Linked DNA regions of Mus musculus: region 1 is linked to region 2. The links are chromatin loops, found by intact Hi-C in ENCODE. Cell type or tissue: left cerebral cortex. All regions are shown on one strand. Each heading gives the region's core, and the rest is flanking DNA. Links, peaks and the distances in the headings are about the cores only.

Region 1 (15,636 bases), core at 3,708-11,707, 160 kb after region 2:
TTCCAGTCTTTCACTCTGAGGTAGTATCTGTCCTTTTCCCTGAGGTGGGTTTCCTGTAAGCAACAAAATGCTCGGTCCTGTTTGTGTAGCCAGTCTATTAGTCTATGTCTTTTTATTGGGGAATCGAGTCCATTGATGTTAAGAGAAATTAAATAAAAGTAATTGTTGCTTCCTGTTACATTTGTTGTTAAAGTTGGGATTCTGTTCTGCAGCTATCTTCTTTTAGGTTTGTTGAAGGATTACTTTCTTGCTTTTTCTAGGGTGTAGAGTCCGTCCTTGTGTTGGTATTTTCCCTTTATTATCCTTTGAAGAGATGATTCATAGAAAGATATTGTGTGAATTTGGTTTTATCGTGGAATACTTTGGTTTCTCCATCTATGGTAATTGAGAGTTTTGCTGGGTATAGTAGCCTGGGCTGGCATTTGTGTTCTCTTAGTGTCTGCATGACATCTGTCCAGGATCTTCTGGCTGTCATAGTCTCTGGTGAGAAGTCTGGTATAATTCTAATAGGCCTGCCTTTATATGTTACTTGACCTTTTCCCCTTACTGCTTTTAATATTCTATCTTTATTTAGTGCATTTGTTGTTCTGATTATCATGTGTTGGGAGGAATTTCTTTTCAGGTCAAGTCTATTTGGAGTTCTGTAGACTTCTTGTATGTGCCCATGTTCTCTATGGAATCTTCTGTACCTGAGATTCTCTCTTCCATCTCTTGTATTCTGTTGCTGATGCTCAAATCTATGGTTCCAGATTTCTTTCCTAGGGTTTCTATCTCCAGCATTGTCTCATTGTTTTATTTATTGTTTCTACTTCCCTTTTTAGGTCTTGTATGGTTTTGTTCAATTTTATCACCTGTTTGGTTGTGTTTTCCTGTATTTCTTTAAGGACTTCTACCTCTTTAGCAGTGTTCTTCTGTATTTCTTTAAGTGAGTTATTAAAGCCCTTCTTGATGTCCTCTACCAGCATCATGAGATATAATTTTAAATCTGAGTCTTGCTTTTCGGGTGAGTCAGGGTATCCAGGACTGGCTGAGGTGGGAGTGCTGGGTTCTGATGATGGTGAGTAGTCTTGGTTTCTGTTAGTAAGATTCTTACATTTGCCTTTTCCCATCTGGTAATCTCTAGAGTTAGTTTTTATAGTTGTCTCTGGTTGGAGCTTATTCCTCCTGTGATTCTGTTAGCCTCTGTCAGCTGATCTGGGAGTCTAGCTCTCTCCTGAATCTCAGTGGTCAGAGTGCTCTCTGCAGGCAAGCTCTCCTCTTGTAGGGAAGGTGCACAGATATCTGGCATTCAGACCTGCCTCCTGGCTGAAGATGAAGGCCCGAAACAGAGCCTGTCCTAGAAGATGTGTTGCCTCTGCAGTGTGCACGCTCACCTGCACAGACTGGTCTTTGAGGGACATGGGACAAAACATGGCTTTCTCACCTGCTCTGGTGGTCAGAGCCCTTCCAAGTGGACCCCTCTCCTCTGGCGGGGAAGGTGCCCGGATGTCTGGAATCAGAAATGGAGTCTGTCCCAGAAGCTGTGTCATTTCTGTAGTCTGACTCTCACTTGTGCAGACTAGTCTCTTCAAGGTCACTCTTAACTTTGTCCTGCATCATGATGTACCACCTTTCCTTGAGGCATGCCAAGTCTGCCTTGCTATCTCCCTTTGGAGTGTCCTGAGTTTCCATTCCAGGACTTGAGAGTACAAAGACAAGCAGGAGAAGGACCTAACTCCAGGACATCCAGATCCTAGTGTGTGACCCAACTCCTCTTAACTGTGTGAGTTTAAGAACACAATCTGCCATGGCTATACCCTGAGTGTCACAAAACAGATGTTAGGAGCTTCGATCGAAATAATAAATCCAGTATCACGTTAAAAATCAGTGTGATCCTTATGCATGATTTATTTTTTTAATGGACTACTAAAGAAAAAAAATGACTAAAAACCCTTTCCCCATTCTCACCCACTAAGGAGAGTTGGGACAATTCTGTGTTTTATGAAAATCACCCTCCTCCTTCTCTCAGTCCTCATTATTTTAATACTCAGAGTCAATTAATTGAGTATTTGGATCAGCATGTCCAACTGAGCCCAGAAATCAATAAGTTCTCTCACTCCACTGAACAGAAGGATCTGGCTCACCCTCAGCCTGTGGTAACAACTGCTTCTACATTTGATGGATTTCCTTTTTTTCTGTTTGTGTATTATAATCAACTCACATGGTGCAGGCATCTGGGCTCATGCAAATCATGAATTTCATTACATCAGTTTAATTCATACGGCAACCAATGAGACTTAACTAACCAAAGAAACTGTGCTATCCAGAGGTCTTTGTGCAAGCAAGGGCATTATGCCCTTCAGCAGAAAGCTAGATTGGAAGACAATGCTAGAGTCATCCCATGGTACCTTCTACATAAGGTGCTGGTTGACTTGTGGTCAGTGAGCTTAGCATCTCTCAGCCATGTAGACAGGGCTGCTCTCTGCTTCTCACTTGGCCTTCTCTGTCCATTCTGACAGAGAGGACAGAAGCCAAGGGAGGAGGAATTCTGAAGCAGCCAGAGTTCACCACAGCAGCTCCAGCCACAGCTAGAACCTGCTGGCTTTGGTGACCCGGGTTGCCCCAGTTCCCGAGCTCCAACATCTTAGCCCATAACCCCTAAGATTTGTCAGTGGGTGGAATTATTCTCTTCTTAGGTTTCCTGTCTTGGCACTCACTCCAAGACTGAACTAAATTTGTTTGGTGGCTCCAAGAAGACTTGGAAGATGTTCTGCATAATTTCTCAAGCTGGAAATTAGACTACCAGCACATAGAGAAATCAGTTTCTAACGGCTCAGAAAGTTCTTCCCTGCTGGCTAGCTTTTGTAGCACCAGAAGGTGCTATGCAGGCAGACTCCTGAGGAAGAAAAGAAATCACTGTTATTACCCAAGGCTGGAGCCTGCATCCTCCATCACTAACTTGCCTTTGGTGCAATAGTGGTATGACTATTGTGCTGTAGTCAAATACTTTCTAATTAGACTTGAGGCCCCTCTTCTTTGAGGGGAAGGTTCCCAGGGTCGGGATAATGACTTCTTTGTGACAATGCCAGTGGCATTTAGAGTGCTTAACTGGAAGCTAGTGGAAGTTGAAGACCCTGTAACATTAGCAAATGCAGCTAAAACCTGTTAGCATGCAGACTTCTGTTTATCTAAGTTACCCAAGGGCTCCAGATCTCCTGGAGAATCTGATCTTAGAGACAGGAGGAATGGCTCTCAACACCTGCCAGTGACTTATCCACTGCCTATGATGCATTCATTGTTTTCCTGTAGGCAATCATGCATTTGGTTGGATTCCTGCTCTTAACTCAGAAACCCCAGCACTTCCTTTTTGTGATCTTCTGAACATGAGACTTCTACTCTGACACCCATTGCTTTCTCTTGCCTTAGCCTGCCTGTCACATTCAGGGATTCCTGGATCAAACAGCTGTGGATCAAAACATTCATTTAAAAAAATTTCAAAAGCAAACCTTGACTTTGAAGTTCCTCACATGCTAAATGGATAGAGTGACATTAAACAACATCCTGCAGTGATCGCCATCACTTCACAGATTCCCCAGTGTGTTATTTGAATGAGATAACTCCCATAGACTGGGAATTTAAATTCTGGCCCAAAGATTTGGGTATCTGATGAGGTCCTGAAGCCAGCCCCTCAGAAATACAGGCGGAAGACTGTATTTCTGTCCCTTTCATAAGCCTGAAGTAGAGTATGTCTGAGCTGCTCTCTTTTACAATTCCCCAATTGCAGCATTCATGCTTAGAAGCCCTCCCACAGCTCTGCATGCCTTCCAGATTCACTTCACAGCAGCCTGGTGCGTGACATTCTAGAGATTTAAATGCGTACACACGCGCGCGCGCGCGCGCGCACACACACACACACACACACACACACACACACACATACACACACACACACACACACCAGAGATAGATAGCATCCTTACCTTCCCTGTGACTACCTGATCATCTTGCCTCACTTCTGCATTAACTTCCTAGAACTTCCTGGCTAGTCCTCCAAATGCACTTCACACCTAAATCCTTGTATCAGAACCTATAGCCACAGGACTCACACTAAGACAGCTGTCCTAAATGCTTAGCAAAAAAAAAGCCTCTACCACATTGTGAGATTGTCAGAGCATCTGCTCTTGCTCATGGATGATATCATGCTGATATGCTACCTGGGAATTGAAAGCAGAAGCTACTGCAGGTGTATAAAAGAGAGGTAGAGAACAGGGCACCAGAGACATTACTGGAAAAGTACATCCTAAAAGCCTTCATCCTATGAGTACATAGATTCTAACGTTCAGGACAAGGTTGGAGGCAGTGGAATGTTCTAAATAGAGAGATGAGGCTCATCTTGTATCTCAGAAAGAATCTTTTGTGTATGTGCCTGTGGATGACCTGAAAGCTGAGCAACGTTTTGTATCCTGTATCTGACAACAATCTAAGTGGATAATGCCAATGGAAGTATGAAAGTAAGGATGCATAAATGCAAAGGAGACAAGGGACTTCTGGGATGTTTAGGAGTTAAGACAGAAGGTTGATGGGCACTAATCATTGTAAAGAGCAGAAAAAAAAGACTGACCTCTTCCCCAGGTTTATGACATGGCTTGTACCTAATGTGCATGCAGCAAGTTCAGTAACTGTGTCTCTCTCTTACATACTGCCTGCTCAGTAGCTTGGAATCTACCTGTTCTCAGAGCTCCAGAGCAGCAAGATGGTGTGAGAAGGTGAAGGAGGCTAAGACAAAAGCAGCAGCTGCTCTGTGGGTGAGTAGAGAAAGTCTGGACTCAGGATGGCCTTTGAGGACAGGAAGGACCAGGAGGAAGAGAGGTTCATTTTTGTATGTCTTGTTCTTTTGTCTTGGAGACATTGCTCTGTGAGACATAGACATGATCTCGTTCACCTCTATGGGCTGGGTTAGCTGATCTTTTCAGGGAGACACAGGGAAGGCAAATGATGATGTAATCTGTGTCCCTGTGTCTGTCTATATCGAGAGGCAGTGGATAAAGCAGAACTTCGGGGGGTCCGAATGGGTTGGACATGGGCAATGGCAGACACCGTGATTCTTCCATAGTGAGGAGCCTAGGAAAAGCCAATGGCTTTGGGAGGTAACACAATAGGTGAGGTGGCTGAAAGAAGAGCTAAATGAAAATCTCTTCTCCATAAGCTTCTACTGCATGGGAAAGGTGCCTTTTTGAGTCATCCACATGCAGTATAAAGATGAGGATCTGTGGCGTGTGGCAAGCAGTGACTTGTGCAGCATTGAAGCATTCAGTCTAAGTGAGAATACATGATTGGAACCAAGAAAGAATACTCAGCAAGATGCTGCCACCCAGGAAAGAAGACACAGGGTGGTTGGCCTTGGGTCTGTGGGGCCAGAAGGATCAAGGAGTCGGAGGAGTGAGGAGATTCACACAGTGGCTTGGCGTGTTCAGGAGCACACATCAGCACCCCACATCCGGAGGGTAATGTGGGGCAATCAAATTAAAGTATTCTGGCAGTCGCAAAAACCTTTAAAACTATTACAATGGGAGCCACAGCTGCTGCAGTTCAAGGCCTTGCTCCCTTGGCTTCATCCCACTCTTCTTGCTAGTTTAATAATGAAGCCACAAGTGACCTTGAGACAGAAAAATCCCTCATTCTTTCAGTACAGCTGAGAACACAGCTGGGCGCTCCAGATTTAGTGTCTGGGATGATGTCGGGGCTTTATTTTTAAGCCCTCATCTCTCAGACATGCAACCAAAAACAACAAAGGAGGGAAAATTCCTGGAATAACCCCATGAAACACTATCTAAACGCCACCTCTCTTTAAAACTTTCTCCATAAACAAGGCTGTCTGTCTCTGAAGCCTGACTTTTATCATCCTCTGAGGCATCAAAGCACGAAGGCTTGCCAGGGTCCAGACAAAATTCTTTACCTTTGACACATTTGTACAAAGGTTTCTAACCTGTGGAGAGGTCTGCCATGGCACTGGAGGGGAGGTGCTGAAAGAAGAGAAAGTTCAGGGGAGTGTGGCATTCTTCCTCGGAAAGGGGTGCTTGGAAGCTTCATGCTGCTTAGTAGCCCCTGGGGTTTGGGGTTTGGGGATTATGGGTGGTGAAGTTCATGTCCCCATATTATGTCTCTATTTTTTGTTTGTTTGTTCTCTTGCTTGTTTGAGACAAGGTTTCACAGTGGCCTTAAACTTATGATCCTCCTGTCTCAGCCTCCTGAGTACTGGAATTACATGCCTGAAGCATTGTTAGACTTGATACCATACCATGCCTTCTTTGTTTTAATTCTTTCATATTTTCATATATGCACATATACACATGTACAAGGTACTTTGACCATGTCTTGCCACTATCATATCTCAGTCCCCTTCTCACTCCCACTGAACCTCTTCACCCCAACAAATGACTTTCTCACATGTTGTGTGTGTGAGAGAGAGAGAGAGAGAGAGACAGACAGACAGACAGACAGACAGACAGACAGACAGACAGAAAGTCTGTGTCTGTGTCTGTATACATATGCATGCACGTGATCGCTTTAATTAAGGTTACTTGCATGAGTCAGGATTATTCACTTAAGCAGGGAAAGTTACTAGAGGCTACACCACCGAGGAATGACTCCCTAGCAACCATTAACTGCCTAATAACGTCTCAAGAGAGAGGGGAGCCTTCATGAAGCCCCCATGTGTGATGGATTATTGATTTGGCCCTGTCTTTTGCAGGGATTGCATAGGTAACTATGGCTGCTGCTGCTGTGAGTCCATGTGTTTAACAGCAATATCCTGACCAGATAGCATCTCACTGCACGCCTCCCCATCCTCCTACTCTTACATTCTTCCCAAGCGCTCTTCCCTCAAGTACCCTGAGCCTTAGAAGGAACAATACAAATAACTGGCTTTTGAGCACTCAAGTCATTTATTCTTATCACTTTAGCAAGTCATCGGCCTCTACACTTATCACAGCCCATGCTAAAAGAAGCATCTCTGATCAAGTCTGAGAGCATCTCTAAGCCATAAATCAAAGCATAAATATTCAGGAGGCATTTGACAGCACGTCAGCTTTAGTAAAACATCTATGTTAGGTTCTCTCCTAGGGCCCAAGACATTCCCATCATGGGCCTTGTGAAACAGCTGTGGACCCTGTGTGCTCCACTGGCCTGCCAGCAAGATGTACCCATAAGCACCAGTGGCATGACCATTGCAGGGGTAACTTAGCAGTTTCTAATTGTATGTGAGTCCTACCCACTAGAGGAAAGTCGATACCACGTCTTATATGTTCACCCTGCTGGGAGACAGGCAATGGCACTGTTCTCCCTATTTCAGGCTCAGCATCAAATGGCTGTTTCATACAGAACAATGGCTTACACTTCAGAGTAGCGTTTCAGCCAAGTCTTTCACAGTCCAGCTGATTGCTTCTTTTATATACCAAGGGTCCTAGCTGATTCCAACTGTCTACTAAGATTTTGGGATTTTAAGCATCTCTAGTGCAGTGGCACCCCACTACGGTAATTCACAAAAGACTTTTAGAAGCCTCATAGAAGAACATCCTGGGAAAGCAAGTGTCTGAGGTTATCATAGTTGCCTGTCTCTGCTCTTCTCCAGCTGGCTGTATCAGCGCAAAAACACTGGAAGAGCAAGGCTTGAGGAGACACACAGCCCTCAGTAATAAGAAGAAAAGAGCTATGGTTAGTCAGGCAAGCCTCTTTAAAAGAGTCTGGTCTCACTTTGCAAAGGCCTCAGCAGCACAGGATGATGTCATAAGCTGAAATGGACATGGGAATGTTCACCACATAGGTGATGCCGCAGTGATGCCCTGGATCCAGGCGAAGCGGCTCTATCAATTGAAGACAGGCTATGAGATAAGCATCAGTCCGAAGTGAGTCAGAGGAGTATGACAGAGCTTGAATATCCTTTATCCAGAAGTTTCTCTGAATTGAAATTTTTTCTCATATTGTGAAATACTCACACATATGTAATGAAATATACTGAGGGTGGAACTCTTGTCCAAACACAAAATTCATTTCTTTTTCCTATGTATTTATATACATAGGCTGAAGGTAGTTTTATGCAATACAATGCAACGATATTTTAATGGAGCCTTTGACACTTGAAGGTGAGAACTTTTCAAATTGTGTCACCATGTCCATTCTCAAAGAGTTTTAAACATTAGCGCATCTTGCAGTTCAGATTTTCACATGCAACATGTTCATTCTGTGTGGAACATTCTGAACGCATGAAAAAAGAAGGTTGAAAAGTTGTGTTTCTAGACCCGGACCACAGCCACCCATCTAACAACTTTGAGGTATCGTGGCCTCAGGCTGGGATATCTGTATTGTTCACTATGTATTAGCTGTCTAATTTGGGAGAAAACACTGCCCTGAAATTTAGAACATAAAACAGACAAACATTTACTATCATGCTCAGTTTCTGAGGGTAAAAAATTTGAACATGACTCAGCTGGTCACTGGCTTGAGGACTCTCATGGAGATCTAGGAAGGATGCAGTTGCTGGGCTTCTGGAAGTGGTCTAAAGTTGACTCTTACCTGTAGGCTATGTGGACTTCTCCAGAGGAATACCAGACAGTCTTCCAACAAGGCAGCAGGCTTCCCCTCCTGGGAACGGTCCAAGACTATGTCAATACGAAACACAGCTCTCAGCTCAAAAGGAATAAGAATTTGTTCTGGAGCCAAATGACAGTAATCAGAGCCAAAGAACAGATTCAGGTTGTCCTTACATGCCACATTCTAATGTGGAAATGGATTCATGAAGTTTTTGCAGTTATAGGACAAGATAAATTCATAAATCACAGCATTTTTTCAAATACATTGGAGCTAAAGACAATCCAAGATAAATTGGCTATAGACCTGCAGCATTCCTACTTAACACAAGTCAGAAGTCTTAATCGGTCAAGCAGCATTGTGGAATATTTAGCATAGGTAAAACATTTCTTTCTTTCTTTCTTGGAACATCAGCCTATACAAGGGACAGAGTAAATCAGAAAGCAGCATCTTTTTCTGACCTAGCTTTAGAAATGACACCGCCATATAGGCCTCATTTTGTGTCCAGCCAGTCACTGAGTTCAGTCCACACTCAGGAAGGAAGAATCAAGTTCAGTCTCTTTCAAGAAATCTGTAGATGTGCTTGGAAGTCATCATCATGTCACCTCAAAGTCCTTTGTCATCTGTGTGGGTAGCTTTGAAATTTAAAATTGTCATAAGGATTCTAAAGAATAGCAGGAGATAGGTCCTTATGAGAACTAGAACTTTTAAGACCCCTGTCAGGAACAGTTTTCTCCATACTGTGTCAGCCGAATTAAAGGTAAGAAACTTACAAAGAAGTTTCCAGAAAGATTCCACCATGCCATGATCAATACCTGCTTCTAGCAGAAACACTACAGCCCGCATGTTTTAGCTCCACAAAGAATCCTCAGATGTCCTTGTCACTCAAAGTTTTAGCCCATGACTTATTCCAAGAGTCAGTGTCTGTTTATCCAGAATGGCTAAGAAGTCTCAGCAAAGAGCTGGGGCAATGATCCAGTCCATAGCATGCTTGCTAGACTCTATCTTTATATTCTACTTTATGTTTTGAGATAGAGTCTCACATTAGCCTTGAAGCTCACTGATTCAGCTAGCCTGGCTGGTTGATGAACCCTGGGGATTTCCATCTCTATCTCCCCAGTGCACGGTTAACAGGCATGTGTCACCACACTTAGATTTTTACATGGGGGCTGTGGGTCTGAACTCAGGTCCTCGTACTCCCACTGAACTCTCTTATACTACAATGTCCATGATACTTTTCATGTGGGAGTAATTGTAGCTTTGGAGATGAGGGTAGAGCTGACATATCAGTGACAGATACATGTAGACACATCAGAAAACTCCAGTGCAGTTCCCACCATCACTTCCCACACAAGTGACCAGCACATATCCTTGGCCCTCTCTTCATAAATCAGAGCAGGAGGCCCAGATGGTACGGTATCCATATCATTTTCACTGACCGCGGTGTCCTTGAAGAGGTTGAGGTAGGGGAAACATTTGAGAAGTGTTCTTCTTCTATTTCTGTTAGTGTCCTGTAAGATAAAACACGATGCCCAGTCTCTGAGCATCACTTCAGTAGGCATCAAGCACAGTGGAAGTGGGGAAACAATAGCAAAGAAATTGAGGAACTGAGGCTGATTCAAGACATCAGATTTCCTGAGGTGGTTTGCACAAAGTAACAGGATACAAAAGCTCTGTTTGTTGGCTATTGTTTGAATGACTGTCACCACTTCCCCAAAAGACCCATATGATAAAGACATGGTCCCCAGTCTGTCATTTATTCACTAACCACTTTGCTTTCTGGGATGGAGTCCCTTAGTAAACCTACAGCACACTGATTCAGCTAAGCCAATGGTTCTCAACCTTCCTAATGCTGTGAACCCCTCAACACAGGTCTATATGTTGTGTTGACTTCCAACCATAAACATATCTTCGTCGCTATTTTATAACTGTAATTTTGATAATGTTATAAACCATAATATCTGATATGCAGGATATCTGATATGTTACTTATACAAAGGGGTCATGACCCACAGGTTGAGAACCACTGAGCTGGAGGAAGCCTAGCTTTACTGTACTGACTTCTTACAATCCCAGAGCAATGGGGCCATCCAATCTGGTGCTGAGAAGTCCTGGGAGCCAAAATAAACCTTTCTTCTTTCAAGCTGATTATTTACGGTATTTTGTCACAGTCACAGAAAGCTGACTACCACACCATTTCAATCGGCACTTCAGTGCTGGCAAGAATGCAGGCTAATGTTTGGCACCTGTGAAACATAAGTGAGGCTTTCAGCATTCCTGTTCTATAGACACTTTCATAAAAGTTTTATTTGTTCCCTGTGATGTTCAACGTAATACACACATCAAGTAAGCCATGGCGTCTGGCCAGGGAACACATTCCTTCTTTAGAAGACAACCCATGTGCCTGTCCAGAATTGCAAATGCCTTTCCAGGGAGAAAAGGGTGATGGGATGCCAAGGAGAAACCCCTGGACTTTGGAGCAATGGCTGCCATGTCCCATACTAAGAAGCTATCTTGACATCTGGGCACTGAGATCACTTATCTCTTTAGACTGATCATTATCGGTCTACATTTCTAAACCACTCTAGTTTTAGGAGAAAATAGAAACTGCCCATTCATATGTACAAAAGCAATGCTATCATTAAAAACTAGCTTTTCCCTCTCTGGATCAACAAGCTCAAGTGTGGGAATGGCATTAAGGCTTGGTCCTCTGCAAATAGTGGAGTCTGCTTTGAGTACTAAGGAGCCTGTAGCCACTTTTAGCACCCTACCTGATCTTCATTGGAAGTCAGGCTTCTCATGAATTTGACATTTTCTCAGCTATTTTGAAATACATAATTTTGTTATGGTTTAAATATGAGATATCCCCTATAGACCCGCCTGTTAGGTGCTTGTCCCCTAGCTTGAGGGGCTGACTTAAGAGGTTTTGGAAACTTTTAAGAGGAAGAAACTTAATGGAGGAAGTGGGTCATTGTGGACAGATCCTTGGAGCCTAAATCGTGGTCCTGCCTTGCTGTTCTTCTGTGTGTCTTTCTCAGCTTTCTGTCTACCTGATATGAAAAAAAGTCTCACTTCATGGTCCTACCTCAAGATGTTCTATCCAACATCATGGAACCAAGTGATCATAGACTGAATTTTGATACCATCGTCAAAAAAGAACATATTCTTCTATTAGATTGTGGTTCTTGAGTATTTTTGTAACAATCATGCAAAAGTCATAAATACAAATGCACTATAATTAATTATAATAACTCTGCTGTATGACAGATCTCAGAAATCCTTGTTTAACTGACATGTCAAACCCATTGATGCTCATCTCCCCATCCTCCTCACCATCCCTGGTTCCCACTCACTCTATGAATTTGACTATTTTAGATTCCATACAAATGAGATGCACAGTCTGACTTCCATATCTGGCTTATTTCATTTAGCATCATTCTTCCACTTTGCCACTGATAAATGATGTCATTTTGCTAATTTTTGAAGTTCTAATTTATTTACAATATCTTTCCCTTCCCTATCTTCCCTCCAAATCCTCTCATACATCCCTCCCTTCTCTTCTTCAAATTCATGGCCTCTTTTTCATCAATTATTCTCATATATACATATATGTGAATGACATGTATACATACACACACACACACACACACACACACACATATATATATATATATATATATATATATATATATATTTGTATATATACATATATTCCTAAATACAACCTGCACAGCCCATATGATGTTACTTGCATGTATGTTTTCAGGGCTGACTGCTTGGCACTGCACAGCCAATTGGTGTACTCTCCCTTGGAGAAAATCATTTTTTGCTCCCAGATTTTCTGATTTACCTATAATTCTTTCTTCAGAGTTGAGACTTTATGGGTTTTTCTCTGCCCAACTTGGCATGCTCATTCGCATCTACTATGTGATTTTTCATAAAGCTAAAAAGCATTTCACATAAATGTGTTCACACACATGCACACACAGAAAGCTGCAGCACTAACGCTCTTGCTTTATGGAAAATTTAGGGTACCACAGTAACATGATGAAGATACTGTTGTTGCTTTGTTTCCCTGGGAAAGTTGGGAAAGCCATTCCGTTGTGTCTTTATTTATTCTTTCAGAAATATTTATTGAGCACTCATGGAATACTAGACAGAATGTCCAGCACTATCAATAAAAATAATGAAAAAGGCCAACAATAGAGCAGAAAGTGTGTTTCTGCGTTTAAATATGTGTGTATTTATGTAAATGTGGGAGGTGCACACATGTTATCTGCTGAGCAGAATCCCAGAACAAGCTGGAAGTTGACACCCACAAAGCCTGGTGGCCTCAGTGCAGCCAGGTCTTCCTCGTTTTCTCAGAGCATTCTGCAGGGAGTGAGTCCCTCTGGGACCTCATCTCATGACACTCCGGAAGATACAATCATCATCCTCCCTGCTAAGTGTCAGCATCGTCAAACAAGAGCTGCAGGAACTTTCACTGATGACCAAGTCTGTGAGGGCGACAATGAAACTAAACAAACTGTTCCCACTAGAAATGCAAATCTCCCAGATTCTGCCTCTCAGAGTCCATTCAATTCAAAGGAAAAAGATCTCACAACTGGATGTAGGCAGCTGTAGACCAGCTAAACTTACAGAACTTATAGGGCAGAAATGGCCTTAGAGTAAAATGGCTTGCTTCCCATTGAGGGTGATTTGGGGAATGAGTTTTTCTTCAAGAACAGCAGATGGATGGGACACAGAAAACAAAGGTCTGTCAGCCACATATACAGAGAGCAGAGAGGCAAGCTGTTTAAATGGACCAGTGCTTTTGCCTCCAGATGTGGCAAGCTTTGCCTCAAAGGCTACAATTTGATTGTGTGCAGATTTGAGTCTAACAGTTCCAGACCTATTGTTTTATATGTTAACTGAAAAACTTAATCCAAATGTGTGCAATCTATTTTTTCTTGCAGCCATGAGACCAAATATGCACACTTCATCTGTCAGTGGCTATGACACAGCCAAGTCCTTTGAGACCAGTGACCCTGGTAACTTGAGTATGGCCTGTTTCGACTTCCATTCCAATTTACAACTTCTCCATGGCAACTGAGGAATCACCTCAATTGAGTGAGATGGTTCCTAGTAGGAAAATGTTTGCTGGTCTGCACATAACTTGCAGTAGATGCACATAGCTCTGTCCCTACCAAGATTTACAGACCTGGTAAGGTAATTCTCTTATTTGGCTTGTAATACAAATTTTGTAAAACACTAATTTTGATTCTGCTTTTAGTTTTTCCCAAAATGGAAATGTCTAAGCTAAGTTTATTTTTGGTTATAAAACTAATACATGCATACATTGTTCCTGTCAAAGTCTGAACACTTGATGGAGCTAAATTCTCTACTGAAAACAAACCCAGTTCCTGCTGTCTCCTCAATCAGGAAAAATATTCCTTTCCAAACTTTTGCTACATTCTCATTCCAAACACTTGATACATGCTAAACCCACAAACTCACCTGGACCCGTTCCTTTGCTTTTGTCTATATGTGAAAATTGAGTTTCCACCTAACGTTTGCAGCATCAAATTAAAGGTCTTTACAAAGAGCTGAGGTGTCTGCTATGGTTTTAGTGCTTATTGCATCCCAAACCCATGTTGAACTTTAGTTTCTTTGTCTGAGTACTAAGAAATGAGACCTTAAGAGGTGACTCAGACATCAAATCTGTGCTCCCGTGAATGAAATTGGTACCATCTTTGCCTCTTTGTCCTTTGCCCTCTACCATGTGAAGATGAAAGATCTGTCACTTGGGGGGTGGGGGCGAGGCATTCAACATTCCAGACAGAAGTGGAATTAATAAATCAGCTAGCGCCTAATGTGATGCCCTATTGGGTATCATCCCTCTCACAAGATGGTCCTGCCTTCAGAGACCTCTGTCTTGAGCCTCCAGAGAGGAGCGCTGCTTCTGGCCCATGGGAGTGTCTTGTAAGGGTTTGTAGAAAAATAAGGAAAAGCTAAGTAAGCAATGATTAGACTAATCTAGGCAAAGGAAAAACTTTAACATAGTTTCCCTACATACTTCTTTGACTAGAAAAATATAAGGTAGAATAAAGTCTGTAAATACACCCCAAACAGCATAAAGTAAAATTTATCTGGCCCAGTAGGCCATAAGATGCTTTAGTGAATTATGTGAATGGATATTTCTAAAATCTACTTCATGAAAGTTCAAGTGTCTTGTGGTCTTTAGGCATAATTGCTTATCCTCTGTCAACATGAAGCTCACAACATTCAGTGCTTTCAACAGGCCAGCAACTCACTCTAGGCATCCCTAGACAAACCTTGCCTCTTCACTTGAGAGATGATCACTGGTCTAAGGAAGCAGAAAATATGGCCGCAATGAGCTCTTGGAACTGAGTGCTGTATATTCCAGGAGTGAAGCATCCCTGGCAAAGAAAATCCTGCATGCAGAAGGACCTGGCTCATGTCCACCTGTTACACAACCTGGAAAGATGAACAGCATCACATGTTTACAGAGCTCCTTCCCTAAGCCAAGCATGAACGTATATGGCTGAGACTCATTCTGCAGCACTCTGGTCTGGGTTCCAGCACACCAACTCTCATCTCCTCCCAAGATGGACTATTCCATGATGGCTCATGGATATGACTACAGATCTGCATGAGAATGAGGGTAGGCCAAGTTGAAGCTTGCATTGTCCTGAATAACAGTGGCCACAATGACCTGGTAGCTTGGGACTGTCCCCTTCTGAACCTTTCCAGGCTACTCCCTAGCCATCCCTCCCCCATCATTCCTGGGAGTGGACAACTTCCCTAGTTCTGAATGTCTTTTCCTTCCGCTTGGGACACCTCACTTTTCCTTCAGGAAAGGCAAGTTCCCCCAGGCAGGATGTTCCCCACCCAGCAAAGCAAGTCCTTGAGAAGCCTCAACACTGATGGCAGCTTCAGACTCACAGGACTATTACAGTGGGTGCATAAGAATGGGCCTCATCAGAGTGATAATATAATAAAGTCACAGAAGCAACCATTCTCAATTTGTACAGCAAAAGCTATTTTAGAGACACATAGAGAGTTCCCTAA
Region 2 (15,636 bases), core at 4,103-12,102:
GGAGCACTGTGGTTTCAGGTGCACACCTGGCTTTACCTGGATTCTGGAGATTCGAACTCAAGTTCTCACCCGTGTGCAGCAAGTGCCTTACCCACTGAGTGTTCCACCCACAAACCTAAGCATGTCATTTACTCTTTTTAACAGGGAAACAAAAGCTTTTTAGTTTTGATGATGTCAGATTTATCCCGTGCTCTTGATTCTTTTTTTTTTTTTTTTTTTTTTTTTTTTTTTTTTTTGGTTTTTCAAGACAGGGTTTCTCTGTATAGCCCTGGCTGTCCTGGGACTCATTTTGTAGACCAGGCTGACCTCGAACTCAGAAATCCACCTTCCTCTGCCTCCCGAGTGCTGGGATTAAAGGTGTGTGCCACCATGCCCGGCTCATGCTCTTGATTCTAATCTAATACCATCTCTAAGAATCCTTCACCTAAAAAAACCTAAAAAAATTCTCATTCAAAAGGCTTACAGTTGTACTTTTCATGTTTAGGTCTGTGATACATGTTAATTTCCATCAAGGGGATGAAGTCATTATTTTGTCCAATCACTCTAAAACTTTTATTTAAACTGTCTTTATTGGAGCTGATTTTTGTGCCTTCCTTTCTGTGGGTCTGTGTCTGTTTTTCTGTTGTGTTCCTTGAACTGTCTGTCCCTTTGCCAGTGACTCTGGCTGTATTGTAAAGTTGTTCACATGTATCACAGCTGGCCTTCACTGATTCCAATCTCATTTCAGCAAATATCCCTATCTTATTATCTTTTCCTAATCTCTAAGGGTGACCATTTAACTTTTCCTGGCATCACTAACAAGTCTAACATCCATTTTCTGCATTTTATCCTCAGTCTGTTTCCTCCTTTTGTATTTCCCCGAGGAACTGTAACAAGTCCTTAGAAGTGGCTTCTGCTGAAAAGCATTTACTCCTTGCTTGGGGACTCAGGGCAACCAAAGCACGATTAAATTCTCCTGTCTCTGCCTTCATGTTTTGTCTGTCTCCTTTGCTTTGGCTTGGAGCCTGTTTGCCATGTCACTTGTTAATCATTTCATAAGTGCTTGTATAACATCTGATGATACCTAATTTGTCTTATCTCTGCTGAAGGCTAAAGGCACAAAAAATAGAGTAACTAAGATATCTAGCTGCCAGAGTTGTTTGTTTGTTTGTTTTGTTTTGTTTCTTTCTTTCTTTCTTTTTTTTTTTTTACAATGTCCTATTCTTGAAAAGGTGACTGTTTGTCCCCTTTCTACATATTGTACTAAACCTATAGTCACCTTGGGATCCAGGAACAGCATATCCTGGAGACATACCACTCTACAGTGAGATCACTTCTAAGCAGGAGCAGTTACCATGTCAGAGCCATATTGCTAACTCTACTTTCTTACTGAATCTTCCGATGTCTTACACATTCAGAAAGCTTTACCCCATCAATTCTCTGATCTCTTCCTGATGTGCCAAATTTTCTCCTTTATTCCAACCAGGAAAACCACATCATAATAGCCCCAGAAGCAGCAATAACAAAAGCTTCTGTAAGGAAAACTGCCAAGAACTTTGATATGGACCAAACCTTTTGGGATATCTTCTACAGAATACAAGTATCATCTAAACATATCTTCCTGTTTGTCTGGCTCTCCTGGGCTCTGAACCATTCATTGTCTTTGAGTTACTTAGCAACTAAGTTGTTGATAACTTAAAATACCAAGAAAGACATTTATCCATGGATACACAATTTCTGTCTTAAATAAGGACTTTGAAACTCCCTTCTCTGAACTCTGCAGAAAATGCCGGTTTGGTATTATTTATACATTTGTTCTAGAAACCCTGATTTACCAGCTTAAGTACTTTTGGTGTTTATTGGGGTTTGCCTCAGACTCTGATGGAATCTTACTAGTTCCTTCCCTAATTGAACAGCTGAATAAAACCTTTGATACATGTTCATTTTCGATTTCTTTAGTTATTTTAACTTTTAACATTCATTAACCCTTCATACACTTGTAAAGCTATGTTTCCCTGAAGGCATGGTCCCATTCGTCCATCTCTCCTTCCATGACACTCTGCTGAAACATTGTCTGTGGTTGCTGCCCATGCCCTTATGCGTTAAGTGTAATGCAGGGGAATCAAGAATCACTTTGCACATGCCAGAACCGCAGACAGAGTGCTTCTCACATGCTGAGACTGTGGGATGAAGCTTGGGCTAGTCTCACATGCTGTATCATTCTCATGATGACTGAATGGTTTTCTATAATCAACAATACCACAGAGTCTCTCTATTGGGTTTTATGATCCACCTCAGATGATTGCTGGGGTACAGAAATAGATTTAAAAATGTGAGGAATCCTTCAAACCATCTATATCCCTGGCAGACTAAGAATTCTTGCTGCATTCCATATGGTATTCTCTGGCATGGAAATAGTTTAAATTCTACTCAAATAACTGTAGAGAAGGGTTTCTGAGCTTGGATCCTACTGACCATTTGGTCAGTATGAATATTTATAACAGGAGGCTGGCTGTATAGTACAGGTTGCTCAGAAATGTCTCTCTCTGCTCTCTTTCAACTGGGTGCCAGTAGCCTCTTACTCTTTCCAGTTAAGATATCCAAAAATGTCTCCAGGCATTGTGAAATGCCCTTTGGAGGAGAAAAATCATCACAGTTGAGAACTACTGTCCTGTATCTCTACATACGACTAGTTACTGTTGACTATCCTCATTTGACTTTTGCATAGAGCCAAAGAAATTCATAGCAGTGGTCATTTCCTCCCTTGTGGGAATCTTCCTCCCACACATGCATCATTCAGAATGGAAGTATTCTCAAAGTTTTTGACTTGCTTGTTACATACTAAGTTTAATATGCTGAGCAAAAATAGAGACATAGTGGGTTCTACTCCCAAATTTCAGCAGGACAATAGCAGACTCTGAGTTTCTGCTCTTGTGGAATATCCCTGTGTATGTCCCTGAGGAGCCTCTGAGGGGCATTTTCAAGCCTTCTTTCTTGTGGTGTGTGGGGGGGGGGGAGGGTATGCGCACGCGTGCACGCGCATACCCGCACAAACATGTGGGTGTTGTTTTTAAATATACCAATTACTGTTAGATGCTCACTTGATTGCACTACTCAAAAAAATTCTTTTCCAGATTCAAGTCAGGCTGACAGGCTTACTACTTACATCTGGGTTTCTGCTGCAAGACCAAGTTCACTCAGGGCACCAGTCCTCTTCCTGAGGTCAGCTCTGTGCCATCCCGTTCTCCCTGAACTGACACAAAAAAACCCTGTCTTTTTCCTGATCCCAGTTAAAGTCTCTTTTATTTATTGAATTTCCTGTGGGTTAAGGGAAAACAACAGTCCTTGCAGTGGTGGGAATCGATTCACTGAAGATGTTTATAGCATTTCCAGCAGAGTCCCACTCTGGGGGGAAAGCAGTTTTCTCCCCTCAATCAAGTACAGATGTTCACACTGTGTGTGGTGGTGGCCTTTTCATGTGGTGATGATTTTCCTTCCTGCCTGGGTTATGAGCTCCTTAAAAATGAGGCGTCTCATATCCTTCAGTGGCCTCATCTATTCCCCACACTACCCCTAGGCAAATATTTATTGATTGGCCAGCAATTACACAGTTAAGTTCTGACATGAATCTGTATTTATTAAACAAGAGAGTTGAATAATGGCCTTGGGGTCACTGCAAGATTTATTGATCAGATATTTAATTTGCCTCATCACCCAACTCCATTGACCAAAAATATAGTGGGAAGAAGACAGAACTGTAGCTGCCCCCTGCCCTGAGTAAGAATAAGCTTTTGGCTGATGGCACTCCTTAATCATGGTTTTTAAAACTGAGATGTGGGTAGATTTCACAAAGTCCTTGTGGAATGGACTAAGAGAAGGCTGGGGTCAGCCATAGGCTATGTGGGGTTGTGGCTTCTTTCATTGATTGGGTCAGGGGGTAACCTTGGATGCAAGCAGCAGCACAGAAAAGACAGTCAGCAGCACACATTATTTCCTTGGCACATAGCTGCAGGGGAATTCTGCACCAGATGTCAGCGTGACTCCATTTGATCTAAATCTACCATGTAAATGTCACCGCCTGTCACTTGAGTTGCTGCTTCTCTATCCGGGAAGTGGGGACACAAGCTCTCTGCATTCGCATCCAGAGAGATACACAAGAGGAAACAGATGTAGAAAATAAGACAGTGTGGTATTGATGAGTACATTCTGGTTTTCCCAAGGGCAAGAAACTCATGTCTTTCCATCTCTATGTGCAAACCAAGACTTGTATCATTTTCTAATTATCTTTTAAATAAAATATAAAGTGGAGATTTGGCTTTGTAGTGGAACACTTAAAAGCAAGGTCCTGGGTGTGATTACCAGCATTGAGGGAGGAAAGTGACATTTTAAGAGAGAGAGAAAATGAATGTGATGCAAAGAGCTGACCTCAGGAGGATTGGTACCCTGAGTGAAGTTTCTCAGTAGAAACCCAGATGCTATGTAAGCCCTGACAGCCCAACTTGAATCTGGCGAAAAAAAGTTTTGGGTTGTGCAATCAAGATTTCTGGTTTCTAACCAGGATGTGACTAACACTAATATTCAGGGGAGAGGAGCACAAGTGTGTCCTATTATCCGTCTTGTGCAGGCAGTATAACTGAGGTAGGGATGTGAACTGAGAACACCGAGTACCTCAGAAGAGAGATGGCACACATCTGCAGAAATGCATAAGATATATTTCTCCTGATCTCACTCTTTATATGTTGTGAAAAGATTGGCAATTCACTAGCTCAGAGCCTATTTTAAAAGGTGCTCCCACTGATAACTACTCAGTCCAGTATTTCTCAACCTCCCTAAAGCTGTGACCCTTTAATGCAGTTCCTTGTGTTATATTGTTGCTACTTCATAACTGTAAATTTGCTACTGGTGTGAATAGTAATGCAAACATTTGATATGCAAGATGTCCTTGGTAACTCCTGTGGGGGTCGGGAATGGTTGAGAACAATTGACCTAGTGCCTATACACTCCTATTTTCACAATAGATTGTGTGCTTTAAAAACTGTAAGCCTGGATATTCAAGAGATCCATGAAAAAAATGTGCTTAACTTACCTGCATAAAAACAATACAGGTATGCTGTTGCCTGTCTGTAATTCCTGGACTTGGAAGGCTGAAGCAGAGAATTCTAAGTCTGAGGATAGCCTAGATACGTAAGTAACCTTTCCAACCTTACCCCTAAAAAACCATACAAAAGACCCCCAAGCAAAAAAGGAGTTTGAGTATTTGAGTTATAAAAGATCGCAAAGATGAATAAGATGTACAGCTGAGGTGGTTGTGGGAAAGTGGGTTCCCTCAGGGTTGTAGATAAAGTCAGTGACCTCTGTAACATGTGAAATGTGTTCATCCTTCTCCATCTGCACAAGTCATGGTTCTTTAGAGGATCGCACCCAGTAGAATACAGAGGTGAAAGAGGAGATAGGAGCTGGGGTCATAGAACCTATTGTGGCTGCCTGTAAGCTGAGGGGCAAGAGGAATAGGAAGCAGCTCAGGACCAAAGATAAATTCTCAGTCTGATACTGAAGGCCTGAAAGCCACCTGGAGAGCCACTTATGCAGGTTCATGTTCAAAGGCTGAAGAATCTGCAGTGTAGCATCCTCAGTAGTAAGACATGAATATGCGCAAGGCAGTGCATCCGGTGGACACACAGTTTTCTCATTTTTCCTCTTTTGCATTCCATCATGGCTCCTAGACTATCGAATGATGTCATATGTGTTCAGGATGAAACTTCTCCACTCAGTCTGATAACTTACATGCCAGTCATCTCTAGAGACACCCACAAGACACTCTCCCGAGTGTGCTTTACTAATTCTCTAACCATCCATACAGCTATCAACCAAAACCAACCACCACACAGTCCAGACCCTTCATCTCAGGAGTGGATTAGGAAGGCGTTGAGCTTTTCAGGCAAGCTGCTGCTCCTCTCAGCAAGAGGTAAAGCAGCTACCAATGGAGGAAGGCACTGGAACAATTGCTCTCACATGCCCACTGTAGTCACTGTGCCAGTCAGTTCTTTTGTCAGTTTGATACAATCTGGAGTCAAATCTGAGAAGAGGGACTCTCAGTTGAAAATTAAATACCTCCACCAGATTAGCCTGTAGCTAAGCCCGTGAGGTATCATGATAGATTTGGGAGGGCTCTGCCCACTGTGAGTGGTTGCATCTGTTGTTTGGTGGTCCTATAATGTACAAGAAAACAAACGGAGTAAACCAATAATCAGCATTTCTCTATGTTCTGTGCTTCATAGGTACCTGGAGCTCCCGCTCTGACTTCCCATCATGATGGGTTGTAAACTATATGTTGACATAAGCGCTGTCTTCCCCAAGTTGATTTTGGTCATGGTGTTTATCACAGGGATAGAAAGGAAACCGTGACAATTACTGTGATGCCCGCAAGAATGTACAGCCTTAGTACTGAGGAAAGATTTGGGGTTGAAAAAGTTGCCACAAGATAGGGTAAAATCATGTTTACTGGATGCCTTTTATGTAAAAGTCCATGTTTAGGTACATGTAGATCAATAAACTTACAGAGATCTTTAGAAAGCTATTTGTCTACCAACTAATAACAACAGTTCTCCCAGGACCAAGGAATTAAAAACAGCCTTTGTTGTCTTCTTTCTGACTTTGCTTTTCTAAATAAAATAGTGAAATACTATTACATTATTCCAAAAAGGAATTACATTTTATTCATTTGGAAAGCATAAATGTAACCAATAGTTGGTGGTATAAGTAGGCAGAGCTACTTACTGTCTGGTACAAGTTATTCCACAGTAAGTACATAGGATCAAAATGTAGCTCAATGGGAGAGTAATTGACTAGCATGAACAAGGCTCTGGGTTCAATTCCAAGCACTGCAGAAAAACAAAACAGAACACCATATACATGAAGTGCCATGGTAGCCAATGATCTCCAGATAAAGAAACCAGTAAGAGGAGAGAAAGACAGACAGACAGAGAGACAGAGACAGAGAGTGACAGACAGAAACAGACAGAAACACAGAGAAACAGAAAGAAACAGATGGAGTCAGAGAGAGAGAGAGAGAGAGAGAGAGAGAGAGAGAGAGAGAGAGAGAGATAGGACACAGAGAGACAGAGACAGAGACAGACAGAGAAAGAGACAAAGAGACTTAGATAATGGATGGATGCATGCATGGATGGATGGATGGACAGATGGATGGACAGACAGACAGATGAATAGACAGATATATGGATAGATGGACAGACAGACAGGTGAGAGTAGATTTGTTAAGAGAATTGGCCCACTTAGTTGTGGAGGCTGAGAAATCCTATAGTCTGTCTTCTAAAGAGCTGGAGGAGACTAGGAGCACTTTTAGTGTGGATCACTCCAAGTTCAAAGATTTCAGAACCCAAGAAACCAAAGATGTTACTCTTAGGCTGAGAACTTCAGAATGAGGGGTGGGCATAGGTACAAGTCCCCAGTCCCTAAGGGCACAGAATCTGTTTTAAAGTCTAAGGGTAAGAAGAAAATGGTGCCATGGCTCCAGGAAACAGACAGTGAATGAAGCTTTATCCTATCACCTAGTTCTTTATTAGTCTTCAGCCAACTGGATGGTGCCACCCTTGATGAAGGCAAATCCTTACCAACCAGTGTACCCCACACCTCACCTAGGACTTATCCTTTCAGATCTACCCAGAACCAACACCATCCCTGTTTGCCTAAATATCAACTAATCTAGTGAAACTGATACCGAATTTTACCCACCAGTCCATATTAATGGAAGATATAACAGACCTTTGAAGAGAGCATGTGGCTGTTATGAATTAAAGTTTTGTGCTCCATGAAGTTTTATATGGAAGCCCCAATCCATAACAGGGTGATAATTGAAGAGAGGCTTCTGGGGAGGTACTTTGGGTGCTAGCATTAGATAAGCTACAAAGTTGATAACTCTATCATGATAGCATCATAAAAACAAGGAAAGGACTAAGTACTTCCTCTCTGCCACATGGGAAGATAATGGGGGTGTTGAATGTTGTCATCCTGAAGAAAAGAATTCATCTCTTGACTGAAATGCATACAGTTTATGCAGAACTTTATTAAGCAAAGCAAACATCCCAAAGACAGATTGAGCAGTACAACTTTATGTGTGTAGAGTTCAAAGAAGAGCCTTGAGTTTCATTTATTTGCTGCCCATCTTGTTTGTCGATATGTATATCAGGCTAACTAGAGAATCTCCTTTCTCTGCCTTCCTTCTCTTTATAGGAGTGCTGGGAGTGCGGATATCTGTGTGACTCTGCCTGGATTTTACATAGGTTCTGAGAATCTAAATACTACTATCTATAGCTGGGACTTTCGTATCACAGCCAAACTCCCAGAAGAGGAGACACCATTGAGCTAGAAGGTTTGGGTTAGAGCAGAGGGAGAAAAAGATTCTGTGGTACTACCTACTTTCTTTCTTGCAGGAGAGAAGGGTTTAGAAACACTTTAAAGGGGAACACTTTGTGCTCCTTTCTCCAACTTGACCTTGATGCTCAAATTACTTGGCTGAGGCATCCAGACCCTCCACGAGAACCCATTTAATAATCTAATAAGATAATTGGATGCCTCATTTGAGATCAGAAAATGTCAACAAGGCTCAGCCAGCTCCTTTTTATTATAGAGCTTGAGTGGCTTTGCTACTTAGGCAAGAGCACAAGACACCAGAAACACTCATTTTGATTTTTGAAGTCAATGCCCTACTGAGAAATGCAGGCTGGACTAGAAACTTTCTTTTTCCAAAAATGTTCTTTCCTCTCATCATATGCATGCACATGGACTCCAGATTCCTCCAGACTCCTTCCTGATTGCTTTTTGAACATGGTTTCAATATAAGTAATTTATTGGCTATTTCTACTCTTTGCTTAAGTTATAAAATACCCTTCTGCTTTCATAGATTTCACATTGGCATCCACTCTAAGAGACCAGCTGGAAGAAACACAAGCCAGCATGATATGTTTTGCTTTCTCTCTTGAGAAGGAGGCAGGTAGAACAATGCATTTTAAAATGAAATCTGAAAGAGAAAGTTCCACAAGCTGTTAATGCTGCAGCCTCTTCTTCAGTGTGTTCTGTCTTTTCGAGCTGCTTATATGAAAAATATAAAACCCACATGAATCTACTTTACATAACTTATTCCAAAAGAATGCTGTTGCTATGTAGACTTGCTTTCTGGTGCAGGGGGACGTAAATTTGGAGGAAACCCACTTCACTTTTATCTATGTAGAAACTTACCCAATGTAGATAGCATATTAATGTTGGAATTAGTGAAATTTAATTTTTTTCACCCAGGCAATTTTATGTCGCTGGTATATAGAAACATTCTTTACTCTCATCAGTACTTCAAAATCATGGTCAGCCATGGTCAGGCTTTACTGCTGAAAACAAAACTTACTTGTGTCATTGAATATGAAAAAAATTGAGCTGGTATCCAACTAGAAGCTTTATCCTTACTGACTATCATTCATGGCTCTGGAAGGTACTATGCATGCTACCAGAGGAAAAAAGTAACCAATTTTATCCAGCTGTAAACCCTGTGACCTACAATCTTGTAAGATTTACTGGTAAAATACTGCCACAAATGTCAAAGGCTTAACCAATCACATTTTTAAAATACTGGGTTTAAGACATGTTCCATGAGATGGAACCCATCCAAAACAATTTTGAAGTGGCAAAGAACCTGAGGCTAGCTAGATCTGCTAAATGTTCATAACAATAAAATGATTCCTAGTGACATGGTGCTGTAACCATAGATCAGCAACTAATAATCACTCAGCAGAAACACTTCTGGAAGCTTATGGTGATTAATAAAGAGACACACAACTGGGCAATGTGCAGTGTGTGTCTCTCACTCCCATCAAAGTGTGAATATCTATGCGAAAGCAAAGGTGGGGAGATCATTAAGAGCCAGACGTGGCAGATGACTCCGAGGAAATAGTGTCTTCCAGACAAAACAGGACGGATGCACACATAAACTAAAAGAGATTATGCTTACAAGACTCGCACATGTTCAAACCAAACAAACTCCCAGCCCTGAGAGAGAAAGTGGATGAAAGACCCATCCCTAACCCAGAAGCTGTTTGTAATTGATATCTGCTAGAATAGGGGGGAAAAATCAGTTTTTTCAATTGAGTGCCACTGGGTCTATCAACCACACTCCAGGACAGGCCCTATGCCCAGAAGTAGTTGGCTGACACAAAATAGACTCCAAGTTGATGGTGTGTCTGTGTGTGATGTGTACATGCATGCATGTATACTTTACATTCTAGTATTTTTCTATTTTGTTTTCTTTTGTTGTTCTTCCTATTTTTTAAGAGAAAGAGAGAGAGGAAGAGGGAAGAGGAGAGGGAGAGGGAGGGGGAGAGGGAGGGAAAGGGGAAGAAGGAGGGGGAGAGTGAGGGGGAGGGAGAGGGAGAATGAAGTTGGGTGGGTAGGGAAGTGGAAGATTTGGGAGTAGTTGGGGGAAATATAATCAAAGATTTTATAATATAAATATTGTATAAAATGTTATACATATATGTGTAATCTGTTTGGAATTTGGCTATTTATTTGATTGTGGCTTCTGCCCGTATCTTGCTAATGGGAGGCAAAAGAAACTCAAGCAGTCTGCTATATTCTAGTGGTATAATATCAGTGGGCTTAATAGCACAGTGATATGATAGAATGCTCTCTCAGATTAATTATTAAAATCATACTTAGGGGAAAGTCACTATTAACATGACCACTGTCCAATTTGCCTCTTTTATGAAGTTTAGATCAACTCAATATGCAGTATATTTCCATGCACGTGGTCCTGAGAGCATAAAGGCCTTTGCTGGCAGACATGCTCTCTTATATTAGCAACAGTAACACAAGTAATGGAACTGTTTACCCTTTAGGAATTTCTATCACCAAAACCAGACAAGGAAGTTTCTCTGTGCAGTAAATGTATTTTATATGCAACTTAAAAATAAATGCAGTTTAAAAGTAGTTAAAAATTAAATAAAAATGTAATTTTTAAAAAATTATAAGCTTTAGATCAATCAAAAAAAAATCCCACTTTTCCACCTTTGTCTCATTTTTGTTTTGCTCTTTAGTTGTCCTCTCGTTTCTCCAGAATTTGCCTTTATTTCACCCCTGGCATGCAGGTTGTGATTTCTTTTAAATATTTTGGCCATGTTTGACTCGTGGCAATAAAATATCTGCAATTGCTCCAGTCCCGGTCTCTTTATATCACTCTAACAAGGAAGAAAGTCTTTTCTTCTAGAAACTTAAAAAAAAAATGGGCAAGTCTTACTGCTCTAGCAATAGAATGAAAGCCTGAAAAATTATTTAATACTGACCACATTTTTATTATAATTTTATTTTTTAATTAAAAAGACTTTTCTATATAATATATTTTGATCATTGTCTTCGAGTTTTATTGCTGTAAAGAGACACCATGACCATAGTAACTCTTTTTTAAAAAAATTTTTATTAGATATTTTCTTCATTTACATAGCAACTCTTATAAAGAAAAACATTTAATTGGTGCTGGCTTACAGTTTCAGAGGTTTAGTCCATTTTCATTATGGAGGGAAGCATGGCAGCTTGCAGGTAGACATGGTGCTAGAGAAGGACTTAAGAATTCTACATTTGGATTAGCAGGCAGCAGACAAAGACTGTGTGCCACACTGGGTGTAGCTTAAGCATCTGAGACTTCAAAGCCTGCCCTCACAGTGACTCCAACAAGGCCATACCTCCTAGTAGTGCTGTTTCCTGTGGACCAAGAATTCAGATCCATGAGTCTAGGCCGGGGCTATACCTATTCAAACCACCACAACCATCCATATTCTTTTATTCCCCCATTAGAAATATTGCTGATGTTAGAGTTTGGGTTAATTTTACATTAAAAAATGTATAAAATTGAAAAAGCAATTTCTCTGCCCACAAACAAACAAACAGAACATGAATAAAACAAGTTAGAAAAACCTCCAGAAACTGTTTACTAAGTAATTGTTTGTTAAGTAAAGATTAATTAAGCAATGAACATCTGATTTTGTTATTTCATTTTAAGGATGTGAATGTCTTTAATATGACACCCATTGACCTTGGGTCATAAATGTACAAAAATTATATGTACAAAAACTTCTGAAAATGTCCCTTGAATCAAATATGAATGACCATACTCATGTTGCCTGGAATAGCATCTTTTAATGTGAAATTGTACACACACTGTGGTCTTCAGATGCTACCTGATAACAATGTTTGCATCTAAGTTTGTGGAAGCTTGGAGTCTGTTAGTAGAGCCTGATGTTTTCTCTGATAGACTCAAGGATGTCAGGAGAGACAGATAAAGGCAAGGCAAGGATGGCTAGTAAAACTAAGGACAGCCTGAGAATTCAGCTCTGGATTTATAACATTCCAACTCTCTATGATCAGAGAGCTAACTAGTCAATAAAGGCCCTGTTGAATCTCTAGCACAGGAGTGGCTTCCTTTTGGAAGTGTGGAGTGTGATTGATATGCCTGAATTATTATTATTGCTATTTCTGAATGTAGGCTTTTGGGATTTATTAAAAATCTATTAGTGTAAATTATAAGTATGATTCTAATTTTCATTCTTAAATGATTCAATGTTGTGTATGATTATTTTTAACTTTTATTAATTTATCTATTGTGTGTGCACATATGCATGTATGGATGTGCACATGTGTAGTACACATGTGGCAGTCAGAGAACAACTTGTGGGCATCAGTCTTTTGCATCTATCATGTGGGCCTTGAAATTAAACTCAGAATACAGCGTTGATAGCAGATGTTAATTTACTGAACCATCTTTCCAGCCCCATTATGATTATTATATAAACTAATGAACATTAGCATAAATCATATACTATAAAATGTAACATTTAATCTTGTTTCTAACTATAGACAGTGTAATTTTTGACATATGATCCAATAATGCTTTTCTTAGCAGGAAAGTTGTGATTTGTCTCAGTTTTTCTCAACTTGCTACAACTTAGAGTCACCTGGGAAGAGGGAACTTCAATTTAGGAATTGCCTCCATCAGATTAGCCTGTGGATCTAATCATTGATATGGGAGGATCCAACCCACTGTGAGTACCACTCCTGACTAGCTGGTCCTAAGTTGTATAAGATAGCAAGCTAATCAATCCATGGAAAGCAAGCCATGAGTCATCATTTATGCACAATCTCTGCTTCAGTTTGGCCTTCCTGGGTAATGGGCTTCTATCCTGTAAGCCAAATAAATTCTTTCCTTCCCTGAGTTGTTCTTGCTCAGAGCTTTATTACAGCACAAGGAAAGGAATTTATAACAGTCCTAACAGGAATTGTGAACTCCTTAATGTAAAAGAGAGCCTCTGCTTTTTTATTATATTTTGAAGACACAGTCAGCATTCTCTGGTACAGATGTCCTGACCCATGCCTAATGGCATCCTTTCACATATTCACAGTGGGTGCCTTCTGTGTCGGAGGGGTGGGTTCCCCGCATGGAACATTTATTTGACTATCAGTATGGTGACATCCTCTGATATAAACAGCATGATTGGTAGCCAGAAGCTCCCTCTCACAAATAGCTTGCTCCGTGGTCCACTGTAACCTCTTAATGTAGACAGCAGGAGTTTCTCACAATGATGAAAGAGATTTCCTGTCAAGGAGAAATTTCTATTTCACAACCTAAGGAAGACTGGCCAGAAGGTAGAAAATAAAATTGAAGACTTGAAAAGAAAATGGAACAGCCTCTCCCTTTACATATATCCTCTGAAGCTATCCCCCACTCAGTACAGGGTTTCTGAATTCCAATTATAAAAGTCCTGCTCTTTCTCCTCTTTCCAGCACCCCTTCCTGGACTCCAGCCAATATCATTTTAGCCTGCTCACCCTGACACCCAAACATTCTCCTGTCTCTCTGAAGACTGCATGCAAGCCAATACAGCTGTTGTCAATGTTTATTGTAAGACAGCTTGGTCAATTTCTTTTCCTCCTTTCCCTTCCTTCCTTCCTTCCTTCCTTCCTTCCTTCCTTCCTTCCTTCCTTCCTTCCTTCCTTCCTTCCTTTCTCTCTCTCTCTCTTTCTTTCTCTCTCTCTCTTTCTCTCTCTCTCTCTTTCTCTCTCCCCTTTCTTTCTTTCTTTCTTTCTTTCTTTCTTTCTTTCTTTCTTTCTTTCTTCCTTTCTTTCTTTCTTTCTTCCTTTCTTTCTTTCCTCCCTCTCTCCCTCCTTCTTTCCCTTCTTCTTTCCTTTCTTTCATTATGTTCTTTTGTTCTTTCTTTCTTGTCAGGGTCTCATATAGCCCAAGCTGGTCTCAAACTCACTATGCAACCAAGGATGACCTTGAGCTCATGATCTTCATGCCTCTCTCTCTAAAGTTCTGGGACTGTACATACATCACCACCATGCCTCTCTCCTTCACCACTTCCTTGTCATCTATCTAACTTTAGAAAGCATGTCTGTCCCGTCCCAACCCACCTCGTTGTCCTTCCTTCCAGCCACTGTTGAGAAGTCAACCTTTGCCTACTCCATTGTGTTCTCTCTCTGACTTCAGTAATACTGTTTTTGAGTTCCCTTCTGAGCACACTTTTAAAATTCTTTTGTCAATGAGACAAGGAGGCTGTAAAAGGACTCCTCAAATGTGGTATGTCTGATCTGGTAAATGGATATTAACAACATTGGAGGGCATTGAAGATAGACCTCTCCCTCATAATCAACTGCTTGTAAAGCCAGGAATAGAAGTGGTAGAATGCTGATTACTAGTCAGAAGAATAAGATCTGAGTCAGGTCTTGAGTCATTGTTAGTCCTTACAATAGCCATTCAATTGCTGACTTTATGTTTGACCCAACATCATTGTGACTATCAGCTAGAATGATTTAATTATCTTAGAAATTATTTTTGAGATGAGATCTTACTATGTAGCCCTGGCTGGCCTGGAACTTGCTGTGTAGACCAGGATGGTCTCCATCTCACAGAGATCCATTTTCATCTTTACCTCCCAATTTCTGAGATTAAACTTTGGACCCTAATTCCTAGCTAAGCGCAGCCTTTGAGGGACATATTAGCATCATGAAACTGTAGCACTGAAATATATTTAGAGTGATCTGAACTCATATTTTCAGGCTCCTATAGTATTCATATTTGGCTTTAGAAGACACTATCTTTTATTCCCTTTAAGGTGACACCTTGCTTTTGCACTAACAGCTTTGACACTCAATGTGCATTACCAAGGACAATTGCTTTGACAAGAGGAGTCACCCAGATTGGTAGGAGATCCTAGCAGGGATTCTTTGTTTCCAGGTGTCCAGTGTCACATTCCCACATGGATGTTGGGGAATTCTCTCAGGGGCTACTACTATCCTTAGTTTTGTTGATGGCAACTAGTTTATTCTGAGCTGCTTTTTGCCCTTGACTTGGATATTTTGTTTTCAGAGGACCCAGTTTAAAGATCCCATTTTGATTGCTTTTCAGGGGACTTGGTTTTTAGTAGTGTTTGGCTTGTTTTTGTTTGTTTTCAAAGTGTTGGTTTACCTTGCTAGCATTTGCCCATTTTCTCTGCCACTCTCCCAATTCAGAATCTTCCTGATCTCCCTGCTTATGACAACCATGTCACTCTTGGTTTAGGTGATCTGTGAGTGCCTGACCATAGAGATGCTAATGATAAGACGTACC

Evidence for each region. Hi-C counts contacts between places; a loop is a spot of excess contacts. Peaks named below come from ENCODE experiments on the same cell type or tissue, not always from the same donor. Only the 100,000 strongest peaks of a DNase experiment are listed, where the experiment ranks them.
Region 1: a loop joins it to region 2, with 1.9 times the contacts of the local background. A loop is called at or near these places in 5 of 42 quality-filtered maps.

The regions. Positions count from the first base shown.
Region 1 is chr2:148,149,345-148,164,980 of GRCm38, reverse strand. Gm24221 (a small nucleolar RNA gene) reads right to left here and starts at 13,838; the gene lies at 13,519-13,838. In left cerebral cortex, for the core only: no CTCF peak of the experiment used is centred there; DNase peaks (open chromatin) are centred at 3,784, 4,066, 5,666 and 8,664; H3K27ac peaks cover 1,568 bases.
Region 2 is chr2:148,314,436-148,330,071 of GRCm38, reverse strand. No RefSeq gene overlaps it. Among named protein-coding and RNA genes, the nearest start is that of Gm39957, 70 kb to the left of the region's middle. In left cerebral cortex, for the core only: no CTCF peak of the experiment used is centred there; DNase peaks (open chromatin) are centred at 8,350 and 8,973; H3K27ac peaks cover 1,732 bases.